Regions from separate parts of the Homo sapiens genome. Here regions 2, 3, 4 and 5 are each linked to region 1. The links are chromatin contacts, found by Hi-C or POLR2A ChIA-PET in ENCODE. All regions are on one chromosome and are shown on one strand. Each heading gives the region's core, a stretch centred on a gene start or an enhancer-like site at or near the end of the contact. The rest is flanking DNA. Distances are from core to core; before and after follow the strand shown. Region 1 holds the start of POMP (proteasome maturation protein). Region 2 holds the start of USPL1 (ubiquitin specific peptidase like 1). Region 3 has its middle 130 kb from the start of USP12-AS1. Region 4 holds the start of GTF3A (general transcription factor IIIA). Region 5 holds the start of UBL3 (ubiquitin like 3).

The links. Hi-C counts contacts between places; a loop is a spot of excess contacts on that map. ChIA-PET counts read pairs that join two places held with the same protein, here RNA polymerase II (POLR2A). Pooled maps may share reads with other maps.
Region 2: a map of naive thymus-derived CD4-positive, alpha-beta T cell shows a loop between it and region 1 (8-fold over the local background). The contact joins the promoter of USPL1 here to the promoter of POMP in region 1. A Hi-C loop is called at or near these places in 1 of 168 maps with a recorded cell type or tissue (naive thymus-derived CD4-positive, alpha-beta T cell), 1 of 37 single-sample maps with no recorded cell type and 10 of 50 pooled maps. POLR2A ChIA-PET finds 5 or more read pairs at or near these places in 1 of 52 experiments (activated T-cell).
Region 3: a loop to region 1 is called in a pooled map, with 2.9 times the contacts of the local background. The contact joins the enhancer-like site here to the promoter of POMP in region 1. A Hi-C loop is called at or near these places in 3 of 50 pooled maps. POLR2A ChIA-PET finds 5 or more read pairs at or near these places in 2 of 52 experiments (BJ and CD4-positive, alpha-beta T cell).
Region 4: a map of CD8-positive, alpha-beta T cell shows a loop between it and region 1 (13-fold over the local background). The contact joins the promoter of GTF3A here to the promoter of POMP in region 1. A Hi-C loop is called at or near these places in 3 of 168 maps with a recorded cell type or tissue (CD4-positive, alpha-beta T cell and CD8-positive, alpha-beta T cell) and 14 of 50 pooled maps.
Region 5: a map of CD8-positive, alpha-beta T cell shows a loop between it and region 1 (13-fold over the local background). The contact joins the promoter of UBL3 here to the promoter of POMP in region 1. A Hi-C loop is called at or near these places in 1 of 168 maps with a recorded cell type or tissue (CD8-positive, alpha-beta T cell) and 9 of 50 pooled maps. POLR2A ChIA-PET finds 5 or more read pairs at or near these places in 1 of 52 experiments (activated B cell).

What each region holds. Positions count from the first base shown.
Region 1 is chr13:28,657,864-28,660,402 of GRCh38, reverse strand. POMP (proteasome maturation protein) reads right to left here and starts at 1,273. Exons shown (of 6, transcript NM_015932.6): 1 at 1,216-1,273. The coding sequence starts at 1,218. RefSeq lists a silencer at 1,341-1,400 and an enhancer at 1,621-1,780.
Region 2 is chr13:30,616,641-30,619,179 of GRCh38, reverse strand. USPL1 (ubiquitin specific peptidase like 1) reads right to left here and starts at 1,260. Exons shown (of 9, transcript NM_005800.5): 1 at 1,124-1,260. It also overlaps a transcript of HMGB1 not described here. RefSeq lists enhancers at 1,183-1,232, 1,253-1,582, 1,633-1,772, 1,793-1,862.
Region 3 is chr13:26,996,220-26,998,758 of GRCh38, reverse strand. No RefSeq gene overlaps it. Among named protein-coding and RNA genes, the nearest start is that of USP12-AS1, 130 kb to the left of the region's middle. RefSeq lists an enhancer at 1,154-1,423. Within about 2 kb of position 1,263, at least 4 of the 41 ENCODE cell types and tissues checked have a DNase peak (open chromatin) inside an H3K27ac peak, as active enhancers do.
Region 4 is chr13:27,423,369-27,425,907 of GRCh38, reverse strand. It overlaps GTF3A (general transcription factor IIIA), which reads right to left and starts at 1,289. Exons shown (of 9, transcript NM_002097.3): 1 at 970-1,289. The coding sequence starts at 1,170. RefSeq lists an enhancer at 785-854 and silencers at 945-1,024, 1,125-1,184, 1,195-1,464.
Region 5 is chr13:29,849,347-29,851,885 of GRCh38, reverse strand. UBL3 (ubiquitin like 3) reads left to right here and starts at 1,269. Exons shown (of 5, transcript NM_007106.4): 1 at 1,269-2,374. The coding sequence starts at 2,348. RefSeq lists silencers at 1,114-1,223, 1,494-1,793 and enhancers at 1,354-1,423, 2,094-2,163.

The sequences.
Region 1 (2,539 bases), core at 24-2,523:
AAGCCTACTTTATTAAAAAGTACTGGGTATCTCATGTAATTTATTGAATACTGTACTGAAAGTGAAAAACAGAATGGCTGTATTGGTACTCAAATATGGCCTCTACTGACTGTGTATGGATTTCACACCATCATAAAGTCAGAAGATTGTTGAACCACCAGAAGTTGGGGACCTTCAGCAGAGATGTGTGATTGTTGCTTTCCAAATGTATCTTCTATTACTTCCCTATATGAACATTCTCCTCCTTCTGGACTGCTTTATTGTAAAGTAACAAGGTTTCAACGCACAAAGAAAAGGTGAATTCTGACTTCTGGATTCTGTTATTGTCATTTTTCCCAATTTCCTTCTGTAAAATATCAAGATTAGTACTTGCTGTTTCTAATAAAGGAAGGAGCCGAGAAAGGCAAATCTACGAAAACCTAACTACTAGTTACATTTGAGAGTGCCTAAAAAACTTTTTAGATAACGATTAGCAGTATTTACCAATAGAAACTTTCTAGATTTGGATGGATGGCCTACCAGCAGTACCGATATCAGAGTCTGTGGCAATGGTGACTCAGTGTTCTTCTCAAATACCACAACTTCTAAGTTAAAAAGAAAGAGAAAGTGGTGGGGAGGAGAAGGAGGGAGGAGATATACTAACAATACTGGCAAACAGGGAATAGCAACTGTCTGATTTTTTCCCCTCTAACATCTAGCACACTACAAGCTCTCAAAAAAGTTTGTAGAGCAAAGCTGCGTTACACAAATGCGACCTATAGTTGTGGGCTGTTTACTAGGCAGTTACAAGGGCGGGGGCTGGGGGAGATGAGGAGTCTGAGAGCTCTGGGCTCCCAGAGGTTACCCGTCAAGGAAAGGGTCGCCAGCGCCACCCCACAGAACGTTGCACTTTCACGGCTGCCTTTTCCACTTCTGCGCCAAGTAAGGGGAGGAGGTCTGGGCCTGCTGGGGTCTAAGGGATGGAAGGGCGCAAACCGAGCTAAGAGGAGCAGGATGAAGCCGAAGCACTGCTAGTGGGACTAGTGCCGGGCCCCGGCGACAGTCACGACCCACCCAAACCCCGTGACTCGACAGATTATGGCGCCTGAGGCCGGCCTCAGCCCCACGCTGCCGCCGCCGCCGCCACCGGGGACGGGTTGGGAGGCGACTGCCTGTTTCTGCCGAGCCACGGTCCCGAGCCCGCGTGGAACTCCAGCCGCCCGGGTACCCACTCACCATCTTCCGCAGCTCTGCGAACAGCCTCTCTGCCCCGTTACCGTCAGTCGACCCCGCCGCTCACTTCCGTTTCCGAGGGCTGGCCCCCACATCCGCCGGAAGTGCGTCCGTCCTGGCGAGGAAGGAAGGAGGGCGCGGGACGCCGGAGGGAGCTGCGCGGGGCCGAGGCTCCCACGCTTGCAATCCCAAGGGACCCAGGGCCAAGGGCGCAGTAAGGGTGTGGGCTGGGAGGAGGGAGGGGTCGGGACGAGACGTGCCTGAGGGGAGGGAAGACACGGACTCCGGTTTATTAATAAACATCTACGGTTTGTACGGCATTTTAAGATGTGCAGTGTGCTTTTGTAGGTACATCGCCTTATTTAACACAAAACCTCTCTGAGGTAGCTATTACATTTCACAGAAGGGTAAACGAGGCGTAGGTGGTTTGAGTGATTTGCTTGAGATCGTTCGGCTAATAAAGCAAAATTGGGACACAAGGCTTTTGTCATTTTTAAAAAACATAATATTGAAGGCCTGGTATGTTCCGAACCCTGTGCTGAGGCTAGGAATACAAAAAAGGACCAGGCCGGTGTGGCCTCTGGGCTAGAGGAGCAGGGGTACTCCGGAGGCTAGAGGGGAGAGAGGGGACGATAGTGACTACAAATTAAGTAAATGTGATCATGACCGACATATGTTGGGCCCTTTGAATTGCGTTATCAACACAGTTCTAAGTGCTTACATCCTTTATCTCTTTTAATCTTTTCAATAACCTTACAAGTACAATTTACAGGTGAAGAAACCGAGACATGAAGGGCTTAAATAAATATGCCTAAGGACATATTTATGAGTCTAGAATCCATGCTCATTACACTATTCTGTATTGTTCAAATATAATGTAATAAAACGGCCTTATAGTCTGCTGCCACAGGATGGAGACATCTTAGGGAATCTTTGGACTGACAGCTAAAAGATAAGAGCGAACTAGTTTGGGGTAGTAGGATATTTAAAACAACATTACGTGCAGATCTGCTTGTGCAAAAACGGAACTGGAAAGAAGGCCTAAGTCTGGCTAAAGTTCAGAAAGTAAAGTGGAGAGTACTGTGAGATGAGGTTGTAAGTAGATGGAGGCAAGTGGTTTTTGTTGTTGTTTTTGTTTGTTTGTTCTAAATAATGATAGGGTTTAGCTATGTTGCCCAGGTCTGCGTTGAACTCCTGGGCTCAAGCGATTCTCCTGCTGCAGCCGGCTGAGTAATGGGAACTACAGGCGTGCATCATGGGACCTAGCTACAGGTTTTTTATGCAGCCTTTGTAGGCAAGATTAAGGATGAGGCTTTGTCTTTAAAAA
Region 2 (2,539 bases), core at 11-2,510, 2.0 Mb before region 1:
TACAACTTAATTTGACCCTAAGTAACTGCTCTTCCTCCCTTCAAAAACAATCTGCTCCTCCTTCCCATATCTCACTTAAATGTGGGCGTCTCCATCCTTCCAAACACACAGACTAGAAAGTCTTGAGTTGTTCCCTATTCTTTATTTCCCTCTTCGCACAGTAAGTCACCAAATTCTGTGGACAGTTCTTTGGAAAGGTCTCAAATCTCTACCTCTTTCCCTTCCATATCACTGTCAAAATGATGCCTCTACAAGTCTGAGCCTGTCAATGCTTAGTTTAAAATTCTCTATTTACTCTAGCCTGATTACAGCAAACTCCGTCCAAACAGCCCAATATAACCTAAAGGTAGTATTATGACCTAAAGCTCATTGTACTGTGAAACCAACCTAGCTTTCCAGTTCTGTCTTCCTCAACTCTACTTCACCCCCAGCATCTTTCTTCTAACATCCCCTTTTCATACTTCTGTGAACCACTTATACTCCAGAAGCCTTAATGTGAATTATTAGCCCAGCATGAACCCAGTTAGATAGCACAATGAACGTGTCAAGGTGGCCCTGGGAATCGCAAAAAGTATTCAATTAAACTTAATTCACACTCCTGTGTGCAAAATGGAGAAACCCAGGGAAACAGCTGTTCGAAGAGGGGGCCTTAAACCCACCCATTTGAGCTCGCCCTCCGAGAGCGAGTAGGCTCGGCACGTGAACTGTCAAAAGCGAGGCCACAACCGACCTGGAAGCCGAGGAACAGGGTCAGCTTTCTGCACCCAGCCCTGTCAGGTACCAAACCCAACTGTCTTGAATCAGAGACGAACAGGACCAAAGGAGGTGAGTTTCAACACCCAAACTAAGAAGCCGAAGGAGGCGCAGGGTCCGTTAACCCTGCCCATCTCCACGCTCCTTGGAAAACGAAAACAAACTCTGGTTTCTCTTCAGCGTTCACCTCTCTGCGCCCAAACGGATCTGTAAGTCCAACTCTATACCTTAATCATCAACCTTTCCCACTTGAACCCCGTCCCAGCCCAGCCCATCCTTTCAGCGCGCCGACTACCCCATAGGTCATCCCAGCTCTGTCTCTTTTCCCAATTTCGAGAGCGGAAAGAAACCCCTCCCTCTTCTCCCTTACCTGCCGCGGGCACTCCCCTTCTTGGTACCGGGTCGATCGGAACTCCTGTTCCAGCTTGATCTCCACCCTAGTTGCAACGTTCAACCCACGTTCCCCTCGGACTGCTCCTCCCCCACTCGCGTCTCCACTAGGAAGGCGGCTTCCGGCTTGAGTCCGCGGCAAAAGAGTCCTCCTTCCTGCTGCACGCTGGGCCTGAAAGGACGGTGGCGTGGCGGGGAAGGTGAAGACGTGAGCACTTCCGGTCGCCCTCCGCAGAGGCGTGGCTGTCCGCCCTGTGGCCGCAGACGCAGTTGCGACTGCGGCGACGAGGAGGGGCGGGGCCGGTGGCTGCTGAGCCCGCCATGTGTGAGTGGCTGGGTTTGGGGAGGCGACGTTTCTGGAAGCTGCTGGAAAGCGCCCGAGTGGCGGAGGTGGCGCCAGCGGCCAGGGGGTGGGGCGTGATTAAAACTAGTGCGCGGCTTTCTGCGGAGGGATTACGCTGACGAAAGAGACCTGCTTGCGCGTCGCTGTTCCGTGGTCCGCGCGAGCGTGGTCGGGAGCCGCTGGTTCCTGGGGTGACCCGCGGAGGTGGGAGAGGGAAGGGCTTCCGAAGCCGGCGGGGGTGCCATGGACCCTCTCCGCCGGCGCGGCCTTCACAGCTGGGCCGCGCCGGGCATCCGTAGTCCGCTCTCCCAAAGCCTCGGTGGAGCTGAAGCTGCCACAGAGTGCATGTTCACAAAGGGTCATCACACACGGAGCTGCCCCTCCCTGTCTCCCTAGAGCCCATCTTCGAGGCCAGGGGCTTTTCTACCAGGATTCTGGGGTGTTTCTCCTCCTTTCCTCCCTCCCAGATCTTCTCACGGTAAGGGGAGCAGCGAAAGCGCAGGGACTTTGCATTCCACGACCCGTTCTGACTAGTCAACAGCCGATCTGTCCCTGCTGCTCTAATTCCAGCTGCCCTGCCTTGTTTTAACTTCAGAGAAAGGGGGAGTTCTCATTTGATAAGTTTAAGCCTTTGCTTTCGTAGGAAGGTCATGTGGCTTAAGGGACATCGTGACCGCGTATGCTATTTCTGCCTGTGCATTCTAAATCTTGGGGGCAGCATATTCCAGAAGTCCTTTTGGTCGATTGGTTCTGTGTCCTAGGATAACAATTTGTAGTTTCTGACCATTTCTTTACAGAAAAACCACAATTGGTATTTTGGACTGCGGGGTTTTTTAGTGGTCTCAAACTAAATGATTATATTCTGGAATAATGCTGACAATTTGGATAGGGTGGTGTGGAGGAAACAAGTCTCGTGTAGAAGAAATTATTTAGTAAAAAGGATTTTAGTTTTTGGTACTTCTGAATGCAAATGGCCAAGGAATCCAGCAGTTTGTTGGGGTTTCTCCAGACAAAAATAGGCTGGTTAGTTTGTTTACCTTTTTCTGTTGCTTT
Region 3 (2,539 bases), core at 14-2,513, 1.7 Mb after region 1:
CCCATTAATTTAACAGAGTAACTGTTCACATTCTTTCAAGGCGGAATACAAAATTTTACAGCCAATAATTAGAAGGGGCCCTGGGGGCATTATTCCTGTCCATGGTGCCAGCATCATCGATGTTTTATTGACTTCACCTTTGAAACTAAGCAAGGCACAAAACACGTCCTTTTATGTCAGAGTCAGGAGATTTGTTTCCCAGCACAGCAACTGCACATCACTTCACAGAGACGAAGACTTAGGTGGAGCAAGGGAAGAGGAAGTGCGAAGAACCTTGGGCTGGAAGCTTTGTTCTTGCACGACTGCTGGTGCCTTAGGATGTTGTTTTTCCTGTCGAACTTCTGGGCAGCAGAGAGGAGGGAACTGCTGACCCACCTCTCCGGTCCCTCCTCAGGTAGCCTCATGCTCGTGCCTGAGGGGAGAGGGTTCAGGGCTTTCCCAGACAATCTGCACCTCAAGCTGGGGGCATCCACACAATAACACGGTACCTGGAAAACTTGTGGGTTGCTCTGTCACTTGGACCTAACTCACTAGGAAAATTCTGTGTTTCAGCTGGGCGTGGTGGCTCATGCCTGTTATCCCAGCACTTTGAGAGGCCGAGATGAGTGGATCACTTGAGGTCAGGAGTTTGAGACCAGCCTCGCCAACATGGTGAAACCCTGTCTCTGCAAGAATACAAAAATTAGCTGGACATAGTGGCGCATGCCTGTAGTCTCTGCTACTAGGGAGGCTGAGGCAGGAGAATTGCTCGAACCCAGGAGATGGAGGTTGCAGCGAGCCAAGATCTTGCCACTGCACTCCAGCCAGGACCAGATGCCTAAAAAAAAAAAAAAAAAAAAAGGAGAGAGAGAGAAAATTCTGTGTTTCTAGCTTTTTTTTTTTTTTTTTTCCTTGAAGAAGCTCAGGAAACAGAAGCAGATGGAGGCTGGTGTTAGATCCAGCTCTAACCCCACTGCACTCATCATTCTGGATTGTATTTTTGTGCTGATCTGCCTTCGTATGAGACAGGGGGACAGGTGGGTCCAAATCTGGGTGGCAGACCCTCAATTGCTACTTCCTGATGAATATGTAAATGAGCCCTTGGGACGTGTTTTAGAACATAGAACACCATGGTCTTCAGATGCCTGGCTGAGCAGGGCCTGGTGACTGCTGAACCAGTGGTCAACTCCTCAAACCCTTAGGGACGTGGCGCTTCCTCAAGGGCAGGATGTGGGGTTGTTTTGCTTCTGTTTTAGGAGGTTATTCTTGTTTCCTTAAAGAGATAGTGAATTCTCTCATGTCAGAGACCGTGGCATGCGCCTCTTTCATGGGAGATGCAGAAAAGCTATGAAACAAGCTGTCTGAAGCAGAATTGAAAGGGGACAGGGAGAGATGGGCAGGCAGGAGGAATTTATTTTGTGCTGACTGTGCAAGGTGCAGAGCTAAGGCTTTCCATACACATTACATAAACTCACCCTCACCTGCCCCCACCCTAAAAGACTCTGAAGAAAGTATTATTATGCCCATTTAAAAAATATTAAAAAACCAAAAGCACAGAGAGACTGTCTCATCCTGGGGTTTGGTTATGATGTGGCAAAGCTTGGTTTGAACACTGGTGTGACTTCCCTAGTCTAGAGTTGTTCATGCTGAGATGGGACCAGTAAACACAGGGAAGCTGACATGTACCCTAGTATTTAGTAATAGATTCTAAATGAGTCTTCTCAGAGATGTACGTGTCACAAAAGATACATCACAGTTGTGGGAATTCCACAGTTTGGAAGAGGCAATAAATCCTTAAAGAATTTTTGTATCATTTTATGTTAATAGAAATTTTAAATATTTTAAATATATAACTTACTATATTCCAGGCAAAATGCTAAGTGCTTTGCGCATCTTACCTCATTTAATACACACACACACACACACACACACACGTGATCCAGTGAGGCAGGTGCAAATATCATCCCCATTTTGCAGATGGTGAAATTAAAGCTAAAAATACCACAGCCAAGAAAATCTTGAAAAAGAACAAAGTTGGAGGACACATGCTCCCTGATTTCAAAACTTATTACAGAGCTACACTAATCAAAACTGTGTGGCAGTGGCATAAAGAGAGACATATAGACAGATGGAATGAAATAGAGAGCCCAATAAACCATTTTTGGTTGATTTGTCATATATGGTTGAATGATTTCAACAAGGGTGTCAAGACCATTCAATGGGGAAAGGGCAGTCTTTTCAACAAACTGTGCTGGGGAAACTGGATATTCACATGCAAAAGAATAATGTTGCAGCCTTACTTAACATCATATACAAAAATTAACTCAAAATCAATCAAAGACCTAAACGTAAGAGCTATTACTATAAAACTCTTATAAGAAAACATAGGGAAAACTTCATGATATTGGATTTGCTAATGATTTCCTTTGTATAACACCAAAGGCACAGGTTAAAAAAATAAATAAACTGGACTTCATGACCATTAAATACTTTTGTGCATCAAAAGATACTATAAATACTGTAAAGTGACAACTTACAGAGTGGGAGAAAATATTTGCAA
Region 4 (2,539 bases), core at 40-2,539, 1.2 Mb after region 1:
GCTGGAGAGGTTAAGGAATGAGGCCCCGGAGGACACCTGGAGAAGGTGGCCCATAAATTAGAGGAGGTGCAAGGGGCAAAGGTATGGACTGCAGCCCAGTGGTTTAAGAAATTAAGGGCTTTAAGCTGAGGCAGTGTGAAGCCTAGCTCTGCCAAAAACTGGGAAGCTGGGCAGATTCCTTGACCTCCATGACCCTCGTTTTCCTCACTTGTGTGTGACATGGGCTGCCACGTCATATCATGGTATCTGACATTCTCCTGCCCTCAAAATAAAATCCAAACTCCTAATGGGCCTACTTCTCAGACCTCATATGGTGATCTCCGCACCCAAACACACCCACCTGCCTCCCACCCCAAGGGTCACAGGCTCCCTTTGTGTTCTCTCTACCTAGCACAAATGTCTGCATGGCTAGATCCTTCCTTCTTACACGGCTCACACAGAGAGGCCTTTCCTGACCACAACACTGCATGTCATTCCCACCTATCCTGTGGTCGGCTCGACCCAGGAACAAAGGTCCATGGCAGCAGAAACCTTGGGTTTGCCTGTTTTGCTCACTGCTCTCTCCAGTGTGGAGTTACGAAGAAATGAGCACATGCTGCTTTCACGACCCCTGGTACATGTAACCCATCTTCTGTACCAGCTCCAGGGGCCAGTGTTTGGCAGGTGTCTAGTAGCGGTGGGCCCCCTCAAACCTCACACTTATTTGCAGATTACGGGAGGCACTTGGCTGGCCGAGACTCACGATCAATGACTGCTTAGTAAATCCCGAGCCCCTGCCATGGATATCAAGGTCGCAGAACGAAGGTCCTACAACTTCCTGTCTACTTCCTCAGCTCCTTCCCCAAGTCCTGGATGTCAAAGCTGAACGCGCTGCACAGCGGGGCCTGCGGCCCTGGCCACGACTGCAGTGGCTACCCCGGGGCCACGCGCCATCCCTAGGCCCAGGGTTGGCAGCCTCGCCCCCCTCACCTCCCCCGTGTGCTTGCACAGGTGCGCGTCAAGCTTCCAGGCTTTGCTGTAATTGGCGCTGCAGTCAGGGAAGGAGCAGATGAACCTCCTGGGAAGCGCGGGGCGCGGCGGGGTCGGAGCTGAGCTCTCGCCGGCTGCAATGAACGCGTCGGCGATGGTCAAGGACGACACCGACTCGGCGACCACGGCCGGCGGATCCAGGGCGCCGGCGCCTCCAAGCCCAGGGCCAGGCGCGCTGCCACGTGCCGAGACACGTGCCGGGAACCGGCGCGCCCGGCCCACGGCTCCCTGCTGAACCTTCGCGCGACGCCGGCACACTTCCGGGAGCGCGCGCGGTCACCAGGCACCGCCCCGCGTCGGCGCCGCTGCTGCGCATGCTCCGGGAGATCGCGCATGCGCCAGGAGGCCCCGCCGCGGCTCGCGGCCCGTGCCCTGTCAGCCCTGGATGAGAGGCGGGGGTTTCTGCGTCCTCGGCAGAAGGCTGCTGCGTTTCACAGGCAACTCAAATCCCGAGGCACTGCTTAAATGGGGCTTGTTTCCCGTCCTCCAGTACACTCTGGAAAGCACTAGCCTTACATAATTTAAGTTAGCCTGTTGCCACATTACTAGTGTGACCTGTGTGGTTTCGTTTCTTTGCGTGCTTTACGTGCTTCTGCTGCAAGCCCCAGTTCAGAGGTTCCTAAGCTCAGATTCACGTGGAGAGCTTTACAAAATCCCGAAGCCTAGAGGATACTTGGACCACTTAAATCACAATTTCTGGGGGTAGGAAACAGGCATCAGTATTTTTGGAAACTTCCTAGGTGATTTCAATGCGCAGAAAAGTTTGGGAACCACTATCCTGGCACAGTAGTGCGCACCTGTAGTCCCAGGTACGCGGGCGAATCGCTTGAGCCCAGAGTGAGACCCCGAGCTCTAAAAGAATAAATACAGATGTCTCCCCATCCTACCCTTCCCCACCCCGGCAAACTGACCAGGTGGTTGGAAAAAAAAAAAAAAAAAAAGGAAAAGTTTGGGAACACTGCCCTAGAGCCTTGATGACCTACTTGAAACAAATCTCCAGGTGATTCAGTGCATATCAAAACCTGAGAAGCACTTTTGAGAGGCCTGAATGAATATGAGTATCTTAGTTTATGAGGACCACATGCCTAAAAAATGTCCTTGGATACAGATAACTGGCAGGATGACTTGGGGGATGTTCGCCAGATCCATATTTTTCACATCCTGCATTATTCCGAATCATTAAGCCCTTGTCGGAATGTGATGAACAGGTCCCTGCACAGCAGTGCAGTTCTGGAAACAAGCCAGGGCTTAACATCAGTGCTTATGAACTGAGTATTCCAGTTCATAAACACTCCTTTGCCTCAGTCTGCTCATCTTGAAAGTGGGAAAGTTGATAACGCCTGTGTCATCCTCCGTCTCAAGATAACGGGGCTGTGAGAGTGTCTATGCCTTGGGTCCACCTGTTGCTTTCTTCATTTGCCACTCTAGCCCCTGTCCATGGATGGGAGAATTCTACACTCATCCCTCCCACAACTCCGGAATTCTAAAATGGTTTCTCTTGCGCCAGTTC
Region 5 (2,539 bases), core at 20-2,519, 1.2 Mb before region 1:
CCCCCATTGCCAACCCAAGACCTTGGCATTTCTGCCACATGATGCTGCTGTTCGCTACAGTGACTCATTTTTAAACTCCTAGTGCCTAGCAGAGTGCCTGGCACATTTGTTTGCTGAATGAGAGAATGAGTAGTGACATTTCATATCAAATGATGCATTATTATTTACAAAGTGATTTATTTCCCATGCATGAACTCATCCTCATAACTACCCCTACTTTACCCCGGAAGGTAGGCAAGACCATTTTACAGATGAGGTCACACAGCTGTAGGTTGGAGAGGTGGCTTTCAGACTCTAAATTCATTGGCATTTATATATAGGCATCATATTGAGACTGCCCTTTCTAAAGTACTCTGTCAAAGGACTAAGAGATATGAATAGGGATTCAGATGTTGACCTCAGATTTAGGAACAAAATGCAGAAATCACAAATGTCCATCTGAATGGTGTCTCAACAATGGCATTATTTTCTCCTATTTGCTAATCACTGCAAGGCATATAGGTTTTCAATTACATTATGAGTTACATAGAATAGAATTTAGGGTCCAGATGGGTAAACTGGTGAATCCCCATGAAGTTTGTAGTAGCTATTTCCTGATACAGATTTGATATAATAACACTGTTGTATGTAATACAGTTTTGGTAATTTCAGTTAAGTAGATTGTAGCTTTATTGCCCTGGGTCTTCAAGGAAACACATGTTCAAATATTCTCACTGCTTAATGAGATCCTTGTTCCTGTTGAACTTATGTGACCTTATTGGAAATCAATGATTGCTTTTGTTCTTCAAAATGTAATGTTGAGGAGACCTAGATGAAATCACTCTACAAAATGCATTGAGATTGCAGGATGTGGAGAATGTGCTGTAATTAAAATGAATGATTCTGCTTGGAGGTACAGCATATTTTAGCTCTGTGTGCATATCGTGCATAAGGGAATTTCTCTATGCAGAATTATTTTCTCCCAACAATTCTCATGATCACAGCACTCCTGGTAGCAGGTATCACTTAACTCCTGGGCAGCAGCTTGTCCAAAGCAAGGGAAAGGGAGCTTTCCTTTCCTCGCAACTGTTGCTATGGGGGGCGTGGCTTCGGAGCTGGGTGAGGAGGCGTTCGGCGGCTCCCTCCCCCCCCCACCCTCGTAGACTACACTTCCCGTGATGCTCGAGGGAATGGTCTCCGTGGTGACGCACTTGGTGTCCGCGGAGGGAGGACGAGGACGGGGGCGGCGGCTGCTGCGAGGGGGGGCCCGTGCTCTCCCCGTTTCCCTTAGTCGCACTCAGGCAGCCGCCGCCGCCGCCGCTGCCGCCATGTTGGTTTGAGAGGCGATGACAGGAGGCGGCCGCGGCGTGTGGGACTGAAAAGTGAAGGAGGAGGAGGAGAAACAAAGCTCTGAGAGGAAACCATTCCCGGGCTGAGGAGAAGGAGGACCCGGCCTCTTCCGGGGACCAGCCGAAGTCGGCGTCGCCCGGAGCTCGCGAGGCCGGGGAGGGGAGGGGAAGGGAAGGCGGAGACCGGGGAGGCGGCGGCGGGGAAGGCGGAGGCAGAAGAGGAGTGGCGAGGAGCCGGAGACGATGCGCCCCGACCCCAGCTGCTGTCCGGAGGCGCCCGCGGCCTGAGCCCAGAGGGGCTGTGGAGTGTCCCGGCCGGCCCCGAGCACCCCCGCGCTGTCGGTCCCCCGCTCCGGTCTTTCGCTTTGGCTTCCAACTAGTTAAATGCCCTTGAGCGCGGGTTTCCGCGGCCCGGCTCTTCGCCCCCGCGGCGCGAGTTGAGCCGTTTCCCCGCGCTGTCCGCGCGGGCGCTCCGACAGCGGCTCTGCAGGGTCCGCGGCCAGCGTCCGGCCACCGCTCGGCCGCCACTCAAGGCTCACGCGTCGATGTGTAGCTACATAGTTATCTGTGTACATCCACGCTGGGGCATTTTTCTCCTGCTTAATGAGGACTTGACTCGGGAGCAAGTGTGAATCATTGCCGGGGCTGGGAAAGGAGGAAGGCGCATTTAACCCCCTCCCACCCCTCTCCATGTCCGTGTGTCACTCGGCTCGGTCCACCTGGCGCGGCCGGTCCTGGGGCTGCTGCTGCTGTTGACGACGACGACGACGACGGGGGCTGCCTCTGCTGTCCCGGGAGTTTCCTCCTGCTCCGGCCACACAGCTCCTGGGGATTGTTCCTCTTCGAACCAGAACCTCGGCCTGACCGGCACTTTGGCTCCAAAATAACTTTATTTTTGGGGGAGAAAGCACATCACGAACCAGTCAAAATCGTGGTTTATTTCTGTAACGTGAAGACTTCTGCTCTTTTTTCTTTGTTTGTTTTTTTCGTAAACATCTGGGTGTATATCAAACGGCAAGATGTCCAGTAATGTCCCGGCGGATATGGTAAGTGACGGATAAGTTATGACACTGATTTAATTGTGGTTTCCAATCTTATTTAATCGGAAAGACGGCAGGCGTGGGGCGAAGATTTGCTGGGGACTGTCGAAAAGCCACTGTGCTGAGCGATTTGGAGAAGTTGGAGCTTCTGGTTTCCCCCTTTTAGGAAGT